Linked DNA regions of Homo sapiens: all the other regions are linked to region 1. A link is a contact called in ENCODE Hi-C or POLR2A ChIA-PET data. All regions are on one chromosome and are shown on one strand. The core of a region is the stretch at or near the end of the contact, and the rest is flanking DNA. Distances in the headings are between cores, read along the strand shown.

Evidence for each region. A loop is a pair of places that touch in the nucleus more often than their neighbours do. ChIA-PET counts read pairs that join two places held with the same protein, here RNA polymerase II (POLR2A). Pooled maps may share reads with other maps.
Region 2: a loop to region 1 is called in a pooled map, with 2.0 times the contacts of the local background. The contact joins two enhancer-like sites. A Hi-C loop is called at or near these places in 1 of 168 maps with a recorded cell type or tissue (dorsolateral prefrontal cortex) and 8 of 50 pooled maps. POLR2A ChIA-PET finds 5 or more read pairs at or near these places in 1 of 52 experiments (MCF 10A).
Region 3: a pooled map shows a loop between it and region 1 (2.9-fold over the local background). The contact joins two enhancer-like sites. A Hi-C loop is called at or near these places in 5 of 168 maps with a recorded cell type or tissue (CD4-positive, alpha-beta memory T cell, CD8-positive, alpha-beta T cell, Calu3 and 2 more), 6 of 37 single-sample maps with no recorded cell type and 15 of 50 pooled maps. POLR2A ChIA-PET finds 5 or more read pairs at or near these places in 1 of 52 experiments (B cell).
Region 4: a pooled map shows a loop between it and region 1 (3-fold over the local background). The contact joins two enhancer-like sites. A Hi-C loop is called at or near these places in 2 of 50 pooled maps. POLR2A ChIA-PET finds 5 or more read pairs at or near these places in 2 of 52 experiments (SK-N-SH and activated CD4-positive, alpha-beta T cell).

What each region holds. Positions count from the first base shown.
Region 1 is chr21:37,220,023-37,222,672 of GRCh38, forward strand. It overlaps DSCR9 (Down syndrome critical region 9), which reads left to right. Exons shown (of 3, transcript NR_026719.2): 3 at 216-1,714. Among named protein-coding and RNA genes, the nearest start is that of DSCR9, 13 kb to the left of the region's middle. RefSeq lists an enhancer at 868-1,017. Within about 2 kb of position 1,294, at least 38 of the 41 ENCODE cell types and tissues checked have a DNase peak (open chromatin) inside an H3K27ac peak, as active enhancers do; they include mammary epithelial cell, where a contact is called at or near this core.
Region 2 is chr21:37,664,535-37,667,184 of GRCh38, forward strand. All of the region lies in intron 3 of KCNJ6 (potassium inwardly rectifying channel subfamily J member 6), which reads right to left. All of the region lies in intron 1 of KCNJ6-AS1 (KCNJ6 antisense RNA 1), which reads left to right. Among named protein-coding and RNA genes, the nearest start is that of KCNJ6-AS1, 150 kb to the left of the region's middle. Within about 2 kb of position 1,302, at least 2 of the 41 ENCODE cell types and tissues checked have a DNase peak (open chromatin) inside an H3K27ac peak, as active enhancers do.
Region 3 is chr21:37,630,436-37,633,085 of GRCh38, forward strand. The region is part of intron 3 of KCNJ6 (potassium inwardly rectifying channel subfamily J member 6); the gene reads right to left. All of the region lies in intron 1 of KCNJ6-AS1 (KCNJ6 antisense RNA 1), which reads left to right. Among named protein-coding and RNA genes, the nearest start is that of KCNJ6-AS1, 110 kb to the left of the region's middle. Within about 2 kb of position 1,341, at least 3 of the 41 ENCODE cell types and tissues checked have a DNase peak (open chromatin) inside an H3K27ac peak, as active enhancers do; they include mammary epithelial cell, where a contact is called at or near this core.
Region 4 is chr21:37,532,084-37,534,733 of GRCh38, forward strand. All of the region lies in intron 1 of KCNJ6-AS1 (KCNJ6 antisense RNA 1), which reads left to right. Among named protein-coding and RNA genes, the nearest start is that of KCNJ6-AS1, 15 kb to the left of the region's middle. RefSeq lists enhancers at 976-1,205, 1,316-1,365. Within about 2 kb of position 1,353, at least 3 of the 41 ENCODE cell types and tissues checked have a DNase peak (open chromatin) inside an H3K27ac peak, as active enhancers do.

The DNA of each region.
Region 1 (2,650 bases), core at 44-2,543:
TTATGGTCCACTACTTCATTTACACAAGGTGTACACCAAGTAACCAATGGGAAACCTCTACAGGGTATTTAAATCCCAGAAAATTGTGTCACCGGGCCCTTCAGCCTCATGGGCTGCTCCCACCTTGTGGGTGTACTTTCATTTTCAACAAATCTCTGCTTTTGTTGCTTCCTTCTTTCCTTGCTTTGTGTGTTTTGTCCAATTCTTTGTTCAAGAACGCCAGGGTGACGTAACAATTCAAACCATGAAGAGGTAACAGAGCCCTTCGCGCGTCTCAACACGTGGTGACGCAGCTAATAACCTGTGATGCATACATGGGAACAAATGCATAGAAAAACTTGTCAATGACACGGCAAAGTAAAACCCAAATGAAGCGAGGTGAAAGAATGGGCTGCAGCGCAGGCAAAACTGCACCACGTTACAGACTGCTCGCCTGGGATGGAACGGTGGGGAGGTGCGCAGACGGATGGACAAGCGCCTGGCAAAATGGATTTCTTTTCCTAGACTGCTAATGCTACTAACAGTTCCCTCCTCACAGGGTCGCTATAACGAGGTAACATACAGCACTTAGAAGACGGCCTGACCCAGAATAACACTAATGTTCACATGGCTGCGAGTCTCAGACCAAAATCAATAGCCGGTATCTACTGAAACTGCAGCAAGGCGAAACCACGGGAATGGCGCTCCGTTGAGTAGAGCAACGCACAGCACATCACATCGCATCCTCCGTAGCGGGAGGCTCTGGCCTCACCGCAGCGGCACTTCCCGGAAGAGCCCAGGATATTCGGGGACCCGCACCGGACAGGCGGCCCAGGCCCCCTGGCGCCCAGCTGGCCGCCCTGTTGCAGCTCTCATGCCAAGACCTGCGCCTAACGGCAGGGATTCCGGCGGTCATCATTTATTCTTGGCGCTAAGCTGCCGCTTCTCTTTTTTATCACCACAGAGTAACGCAGACCCCACCGTTTCCTTCCATTCTGAGCCAACCACTCCAGCAGCCACCGGGGCGCCAGGTTATGCTGGGGCTGCACCACCCGGCCCGAGGCTTTTGAAGCCACGCCTGAGCGCGGAGGATGGGCAGGATTTGCCCCGTGAACTCCCGCGCACGCAGGCTCCGCGCGAGGCCCGGGCGCCCGAGCGGCGATTCCCTCCCCTATCACCAGCTCCAGGGTGGTGCCCCCCGGCTGTGGAGCCCAGACCCCGGCCGTCCAGCAGCGTATAGACGAGCCCATGTCTGCGATGTAACTGCACCGCGCTGGGGATCCACCTCCCGCCAGGGTGAGGGCGCCGTCCTCCAGCGTATGCTAGGCAGGCGCGCCCCGCCCTCCTGGTCACGTGACCACGCCTACAGCCGAAGAGGATGGGAAAATGCGGCCCTGTTCCTGAACAGGAAGCGGAAGCAGGAAGGAACTGAGAACACCAGCATCTGCTGCCGCCCTGAATCAGCGTTAGCATGTGGAGGCAACCTCAGCCCCCAGTTTTTGAAGAAGGTGATTCAGATTCAGACACAGGAATTATGGTGACGGTAGAAATGGACTGGAAGGTTCGTTCCCCTTGCCCACCAAGACTCCAGAGCAGGTGGGTTCTTGATGTCTACTCTGCATGAAGCCCTGGGCTTTCCGGCCCTCCCTACTTTTCCTCCGAATTCACAGCACAGCGGAGCCAAAATGTATTCCTGCCAAAACGGGCATTTCCCAAAAGAAAATATTGTTTTAGATTCATTGTTCACAGCCTCTTTTTTTTTGTTGTTCATTTGAAGCAATTTTTCTTTTTTATTATTATACTTTAAGTTTTAGGGTACATGTGCACAGTGTGCAGGTTAGTTACATATGTATACATGTGCCATGCTGGTGCGCTGCACCCACTAACTCGTCATCTAGCATTAGGTATATCTCCCAATGCTATCCCTCCCCCTCCCCCCACCCCACAACAGTCCCCAGAGTGTGATGTTCCCCTTCCTGTGTCCATGTGTTCTCATTGTTCAGTTCCCACCTATGAGTGAGAATATGCGGTGTTTGGTTTTTTGTTCTTGCGATAGTTTACTGAGAATGATGATTTCCAATTTCATCCATGTCCCTACAAAGGACATGAACTCATCGTTTTTTATGGCTGCATAGTATTCCATGGTGTATATGTGCCACATTTTCTTAATCCAATCTGTCATTGTTGGACATTTGGGTTGGTTCCAAGTCTTTGCTATTGTGAATAATGCCGCAATAAACATACACGTGCGTGTGTCTTTATAGCAGCATGATTTATAGTCCTTTGGGTATATACCCAGTAATGGGATGGCTGGGTCAAATGGTATTTCTAGTTCTAGATCCCTGAGGAATCGCCACACTGTCTTCCACAATGGTTGAACTAGTGTACAGTCCTACCAACAGTGTAAAAGTGTTCTTATTTCTCCACATCCTCTCCAGCACCTGTTGTTTCCTGACTTTTGAATGATCGCCATTCTAACTGGTGTGAGATGGTATCTCATTGTGGTTTTGATTTGCATTTCTCTGATGGCCAGTGATGATGAGCATTTTTTCATGTGTTTTTTGGCTGCATAAATGTCTTCTTTTGAGAAGTGTCTGTTCATATCCTTCACCCACTTGTTGATGGGGTTGTTTTTTTCTTGTAAATTTGTTTGAGTTCATTGTAGATTCTG
Region 2 (2,650 bases), core at 52-2,551, 440 kb after region 1:
AATATCATGAATTCATACCAGCAAATTGGAAACTTTATATGAAATAAACAAAGATCTAAAAAATATTACTTACAAAAACTGACTCAGTTACAAATAGAAAAACTTGAATAGTCCTATAACTATTAAAGAAATGAAATCAGTAGTTAAAAGAGTTCATAGAAAGAAAATGCTAGATGGTGTTTTACTCTGAGTTTTCCCAAACATTTAAGGAATAGATAATTCCAACGTTATGGAGATTGGAAAAAGAAAGAATATTCCTTTTTTTTTTTTTTTTTTTTTTGAGATGGAGTCTCGCTTTGTTGCCCAGGCTGAAGTGCAGTGGCGCAATCTTGGCTCACTGCAAGCTCTGCCTCCCGGTTCACACCATTCTCCTGCCTCAGCCTCCCGAGTAACTGGAACTACAGGTGCCTGCCACCGCGCCCGGCTAATTTTTTGTATTTTTTAGTAGAGACGGGGTTTCACCGTGTTAGCCAGGATGGTCTCGATCTCCTGACCTTGGGATCCGCCTGCCTCAGCCTCCCAAAGTGCTGGGATTACAGACATGAGCCACCACGCCTGGCAAGAATATTCCTTTTAAGCCTTGGTTTAGTCATTTGCCAAATGGGTCAACAATGGCACAAATCTCACTGGATCCCTGTGAAGATTAAAGCAGATAATGAATAGAAGTATCTTGCAGCAAGCAAGAGAAAGGTTCACTGGCACATAGGATGCATTAAATAAACAGTAACTATTATTATCATTATTTATGATTATTGATGGTTCCCAAGAGAGCCTCCCTGGCAAGGCAGGCCATGGTGCCAGTCGTCTGTATAAGTCCATGCGATCATTGAAAGCATTATTTCTCCAGGAATGAGGTAGTCATTGTTCTCTGGTTTTACAATAAACATTTAGCAATTGGCAGGATGTGGACGAACCTCATGGGAATCGGAAGTAGCTCTGAATTGTAAAGAGAAACAGCCAGATCAGATAGGAAAGTAATTTTTAATTACTCCGCTGAATTTCTAGCAGGGAGATTGCAACCTTGGTGAGTGAGTCTCCATGCTGGTATGAGGTAGAGCTGGATTTGGACAGCTCAATGCAGGTGTGCCAACCTTTCCTTCCTCTCTCAGTGGACAAGGAAGGGAGGAACAAGACTAAAATACAGTTTTAGGTCGACCAAGTGTCTGCTCGCTGACATCATTCATCCCTCCCTCAAGTATCACAGACAATTTTTGTAGCCGAGCGTTGCTGCTGTTTAGTAATTCAAAGTGTATCTGAGAAACACAATTATCTCGACAGAGAGTTGGACAGCAGCTGAGGGTGATGTGTGAGCTGGTGCCAGAGGTTTGCTTGTTTAGTTACTCCAAGCAGGGAGTTGTCATAAGGCTTCCTGGAGGAGTGGAGCTGGGGGCAGAGAGTGGCCTCTCACTGGATGCAGGTAGAAAAAGGAGCCAGAAATGAGCAGGCCCAGCTAGTTGCTGGATTGGCTAGTTGCTACCATGATGTCATTTCATACCCACAGCCACCCTGAAACCTGAAAGCAAGGTTTTATCACTTCCCATGTTGCAGGTTAGAAGACATGGCTTGCACAGGTGGAGTGATCCTTCCCAAACCACAGAAGCGGGAGTGAAGGGATCCTATCCTTGGGCAGAGGCTCAGAGGGGAGAAGATGGGTACACAGGCAGAGATCTGGGAATGGCAAGGTCAGCTTCTAGTGGCCCAAGAACCCCTAGTTCTGGCTTCCTGTTGAGTAGGACCAAGTCCTCACTCCCCTTCCCCTGGGATTCCTCAGGCTGACCTGAGGCTGAGCTGACTCTCACGGTTTGGACTGGGTGACTTGGCTCAGGGGCTCCTGTGGGATGAGCACCATGAGCTGCTCCGAGGTGCCAGGACATCCAACCCCAACCCTTGCTGGCTGTGCTGTCTCAGCAAGTCACCTTGCCTCTCTGAGATGCAATTTCCCAATCTGTAAAATGGGGATACAATGCTAGTACATCGTTCATTGTTTTCCCTTTAAAAATTAAATGAGGTACCCGGCCGCCACCCCGTCTGGGAAGTGAGGAGTGCCTCTGCCTGGCCACTGTGCAATCTTCCAAGTGTAAAGTGACAGCCTTTCTGCAGGTGTACCCAACAGCTCTGAAGAGACAGTGACCATCGAGAACGGGCCATGATGACGATGGCAGTTTTGTCGAAAAGAAAGGGGAAATGTGGGGAAAAGAAAGAGAGATCAGATTGTTACTGTGTCTGTGTAGAAAGAAGTAGACATAGGAGACTCCATTTTGTTCTGTACTAAGAAAAATTCTTCTGCCTTGGGATGCTGTTAATCTATAACCTTACCCCCAACCCCGTGCTCTCTGAAACATGTGCTGTGTCAACTCAGGGTTAAATGGATTAAGGGCGGTGCAAGATGTGCTTTGTTAAACAGATGCTTGAAGGCAGCATACTCGTTAAGAGTCATCACCACTCCCTAATCTCAAGTACCCAGGGACACAAACACTGTGGAAGGCCGCAGGGACCACTGGCTAGGAAAACCGGAGACCTTTGTTCACCTGTTTATCTGCTGACCTTCTCTCCACTATTATCCTATGACCCTGCCACATCCCCCTCTCCGAGAAACACCCAAGAATGAGCAATAAATACTAAAAAAAAAAAAAAAAAAAAAAAAAAAAAA
Region 3 (2,650 bases), core at 91-2,590, 410 kb after region 1:
TGAAAAGAGTGGACTTGGGGAACTATACAGAAACAGCTTAATATTGTTCGTTGGCCATGTCTGAATTTATTATTAAATAAAAAGATGGCTTGTGAGTCATTAGAAAAGAAAGTGGGAGATTTCTGCTTCCATCATCATGTCAGTCTGCATATGAAGGACCCTTAGCTAAGATATAACACAATGCTGGAAAATTACAAAATGTCTTACCTTTCGTTTTATGTATTTGACAAGTAAAAATTATACATATTGATGGTGTACATGATATTTTGATATACGTGTATGTTGTGAAAAGGCTAAGTCTAGCTAATTAACATAGCCATTACCTCACACACTTATTTTTTTGTTGTGAGAACATTTAAAATCTACTCTTAGCAATTTTTGGGTATATAATGCATTGTTGTTAATGGTAGTTGCCATTTGCATTTCTATTTTTGTGACAGTGCTTGTCCTCTCCTTTATCTTGAATGCCCTTCCCATAGTAAAATGCTGCTCATCTTTCAAGAGCTAACTAATGTGTGGTCTCCTTTCCAAAGCACATTGTGACCAACCAGTCTCTTGCTGGAACTATCGAGTTCCAGGCCACCATAACACTTCAGTGACCTATCACAGCACTTATCAGAGTGTTTTACAGCAGTTATATGTGTCTGTTTTCCTTGCTGAATTGTGAATGCCCTGAGGATCTATTGGTCTTATTTCCATATTCCTTAGCATTTAGCACAGTGCTTCAACATTGGAGGTTCCCAGCAAGTACTTATGGTTAAGTGAAAAGAGTAGACTTAGAGAACCATACAGAAACAGCTTAATATCGTTCATTGGCCATGTCTGAAATGTATTATTAATGTTAAATAAAAAGATTGCTTGTGAGTCATTAGAAAAGAAAGTGGGAGATTACTGCTTCCAGCGTCATGTCTGTCTGCAGATGAAGGACCCTCAGCTAAAATATAATACAATGCTGGAAAAGTACAAAATTCATAATTTGAATTAAACCTGAGTTCAATAAAAGCAAGAGATGAGCCTTCTGGGGCTGGTGAAGAGGGAATAACACGCCTATTCCTTCCCACCAAGTATAGTTGAGGCCTCTGGACAATGTACAAAATGAAACCACCTGAAGACTCTAGAAAGTTCACAATAGCAGGACGATTGGAGAAGGGAGTCAAAACTTGAGGAATGAATCGTCTGAGGATAAATTTTTCTGCCTTCCTCTTTTATTTTCTGGCTTTAACCTGAGAGTGGCCCCAGTGTAGAACTGGGGCCCCAATGCAGAACAAGTGCTGGCAAGAAAATCTCAGAGAGAAACCCTGCCTTTCTAACCGGAGGACCAGGAAAAGGTGCTGCTGTGAGTCAGAGACGGGAGTGGGAATCCCCGTTAATTGAGTGTGAGGACTTCCCCACCAGCCCTGAGTGCAGCCTTTGTCCTCAGCTGCTCTGCAGTGCAGCGGTGACACAGGTGCCAAAAACTGAGAGAGAGCCTGTCTTTTTGGACCGAGTATTGGGAAAGGGGAATTCCAGGGACCAGAGTTTGTGGCTGCATTTTCCTCTTTCCTCTGACTGCTTTACCCTAAGAGTGGCCCCGATTGTGTAAAACAATGCAGCAGCCCAGGTGGCTCAAATGCTGAGCAAGTCTTGGCTTTAGAGAAAGAAGTATCAGAAAAGGAGGCCCGGGAGCTGAAAGTGGGGGCCGACCGGGGGGAGGGGTGGATCTCACAGAGGAGAGAACTGGAGAAGAGGATTTCCAGATTCTGTGTATGAATTGATATAATCGTGAGCTTTGCATGCACAGGACGGAAAACAATAAGAAAAGATGAACTTAAAAATTACCTCGTTTTGGAATATATGACCACACTTCTAAATGTCAAAGAAGAAACCATAATGGAAATTTGATAGTACTTAGGACTGAGTGATATTGAAATTCTAAATATAAAAATTAAAGGGCATATAGAAAGTAAGAAAAATTTATATGCCTAAATGCATATATTAGAAAACAAGAAAGTCTGAACATTAATGTTTAGAATATTCAACTGAAGACATTAGGAAATGAACAACAGAATTAATTCACGGGAAATAGGCAACAAAGATCATTGTATAAATTAATAAAATATAAAACAAGTCAACCACAGTGAGAATCAATAAAGGCAAAAGTTGTTTTTTGAAAAGTCTAGTAAAATAGACAAATCTCTGATCAGACTGGCCAAGTAAAAGGTGTAGAAGGCAAAAATAAATGGCATTGGGAACTCAAAGGTATACATAACTTTAGAAACAGCAGAGACTGAAAACACAAAAGGAGATTATAATAACTTAAAAATATAGACGAAATGGACAATTTTCTAAATCATATAAATTACCAATACTTATTTAAGTAAAAATAAAAAGCAGAGATACCTTATAACCAATTATGAAATTGAGCCAGTGATTAAAAACTTGCCATAAAGAAATTACAAAGCCCAGACAATCTTAAAGATGAGTTCAATGAAATATTCTAGGAAGAAATCATGATAATTTTACATAAACTCTCCTAGGAAATAGAAGAATCATTTCCTAACTCATTCTATAAGGCAAATAATCTTGATAATAAAGTCATAAATATAGTACAAGAAAGAGAGAAAAAAAGGGAGAACACAAGCCCATATTATTCACTTGTGTAGCTACAAGA
Region 4 (2,650 bases), core at 103-2,602, 310 kb after region 1:
TTTTTGAGTTCCTGTAATAATATACCAACTTCGCTTAGATTTAACAATTGTTTTTTGCTGAAACGTGGTATTTCCAAATTACTTCAGTCTGCATCTCTAAAAAATGACATTGTCTTGCTTATCCATTAATACCATTATCACACCTTAAAGAGAATTAAAATCATTCCTTACTGGTGTCAAACACTTGATCCGTATTCAGTGTTCCCATTGTCCCCAAAATATTTTACTGCCAGTTTGTTCAAACCAGGATTCAATTAGGGTCCACGTGTTGTGTTTAGTTCGTTTCTTACCTCTCCTTAGATCTAGAACAGTTTGCTCTCTGTATTTTGGGTAAAAGAAAAATGTTCCCCAGCACTTTAGGAGGCCAAGGTGGCTGGATCACCTGAGGTCAGGAGTTCGAGACCAGCCTGGCCAACATGGTGAAACCCTGTCTCTACTAAAAATACAAAAATTAGCCAGGCTTGGTGGCGGGCACCTGTAATCCCAGCTACTTGGGAGGCTGAGGTGGGAGAATCGCTTGAACCCGGGAGGTGGAGGTTGTAGTAAGCCGAGATTGCACCACTGCACTCCAGCCTTGGCAACAAGAGTGAAACTCCATCTCAAAAAAGAAAAGAAAAGTCTTCCCCAGTCTAATGTTTTTAATGGTTTCATATTTTTCACGTAAATCTTTGATCCATTTGGAATTTATCCTATTATTATATATTGTGAGGCATGGATTCAATTTTATATTTTCCCAAATGGCTGGCTGGTTGTTCCAACACCACTTATTAAAAAGTTCATCTTTCCCCCATCTTAGTTAAAGATTCACATTGATCACTTATCATATGATAACTGTCGTGATTACTTGGGTCTTCTTCTGAACCTTCTAATGTGCTGTGTTGGTTTGTAAACCTCTGCACATGCCACTCCTACCTGGCTTCAGTTACAGAGGCTTCTGGGCCGTTTCAATACTTAGCAGGCAGGTGCACCTCATTTCATCACGTTTCTCTTCGGGGTTTTCCTGCTTACCCTTGCTTTTATTCACACACACACATATATATACACACACACACGTATACAAGTATATATAATTAACTGGAGTTGGGGGAATTAGCTGATAAGAGAACTGGCTAAACAATGTAGGAATCACCAATGCACCCAGCAGTCACTACACCTGGAACTGATCCTGAGCACCCAACGAAGGGCCACTCCTACCCGCACCCCTCTGCTAAGACCCAGACCTCGTGGAGAGGGCTGCCGTCATGACTCATTCATGGGAGAGGGTGTGATCGTGACTCACTGGACGACAGAGGAGCTTGCTGAGGTGCTTCCCCAGCAAGACGTGACTGAAACCCACCCTCTGCTGTGGGAATTGGCCCCCGGGGAGGTGCCACGTCTCAGAGCTCCCTGCTGGCTGCCTCGGGCAGTGCTGCAGAAGTCCCTGGGGGGGAACCTGTCTGGCTGCAGGCTCTCCAGCACTGCTCGTGGGAGGGTGATTGGCAGGTGTCCCATGGTCAGTGCTGTGCTGTGCAGTCACTAGGGTATGTGCCCAGGTAAATCCATCCGTGGGTGTTTCTCCTGCTGGCACTGGCTGGAAGCCACCCAGGGCTGGGGCTGTGCCATGGAGGCCGCTCATGGGGGGACTCACTGCTGGAATGCCCAGGAAGCAATCCAGGGAGAAGCGACCAGCCCGCAGGACTGAGAGGCACTGATACCAAGTGAACTGAATTAATAATATGGGTGAAGTGTTCGTTTCATTTTTTTTGAGAGGGAAAATAAAGATTCTTGGTTTCATTCTAACTACCTACTCACTTGCCAAATTGTTAGGGGGACTAGTGGCACTCTTAGTGTAGACTCTCAAAAACAGCTCAAGGATATTAAAGGACCTATTTTAAATGTAAAATTTGACCCGTTTTTTAAAACTTATATTTGTAGGTTCAGGGGTACGTGTGCAGGTTTGTTATATAGGTAAACTCATGTCATGGGCGTTTGATGTACAGATTATTTTGGCACCCAGGTATTAAGCCCAATGCCCAATAGTTATGTTTTCTGCTCCTCTCCCTCCTCCACTCTCGGGTAGGTCCCAGTGTCTGTTGTTCCCCTTTGTGTTCATGAAAACTTGATCAGTTTTGATGTATGTATACCCTTATGTCATCACACCACTATCAGAATGTCAATTTCATCTCCCCAAAAACTCCCTGTTCCCATTTCTGGTCCATCTTTCTCTCTGTCCCATTCCTAGGCAACCACTGATCTACTCGTAGCATTTTCGATTGGTTAAAATAATATAGGAAAATCAATGCCTGAGAATAGCGAGAAAAGCACAAGGAAGAAGAGCAATTAGGGGTGGGGCGACTTGCTTCACCAGATGTTGGAATATTCTTTGAAGCCACTGCAGTCTGATCAGTACGGTGTAGGTGCAGGAAGAGACAACTGGATTGGAGGAAGGACAGACCGGTTGAGACACAGCCCACTGCCTAGGAAGGGGACTGTGAAACAAGGAGCAGTTCTATCAGAGGCAGTCTGACAGGGGCCACCATGCATGGATACTTCTTTTAATGTGGTAGGGGCATGATTCAAGGATTGGCAGGATCCGAAGAGGAACAGGGTGGGCAGCTTCAGAGGAGGTAGCACTTGAGAAGGGTTTGGCATGATGCCTGCATTTGTTTGA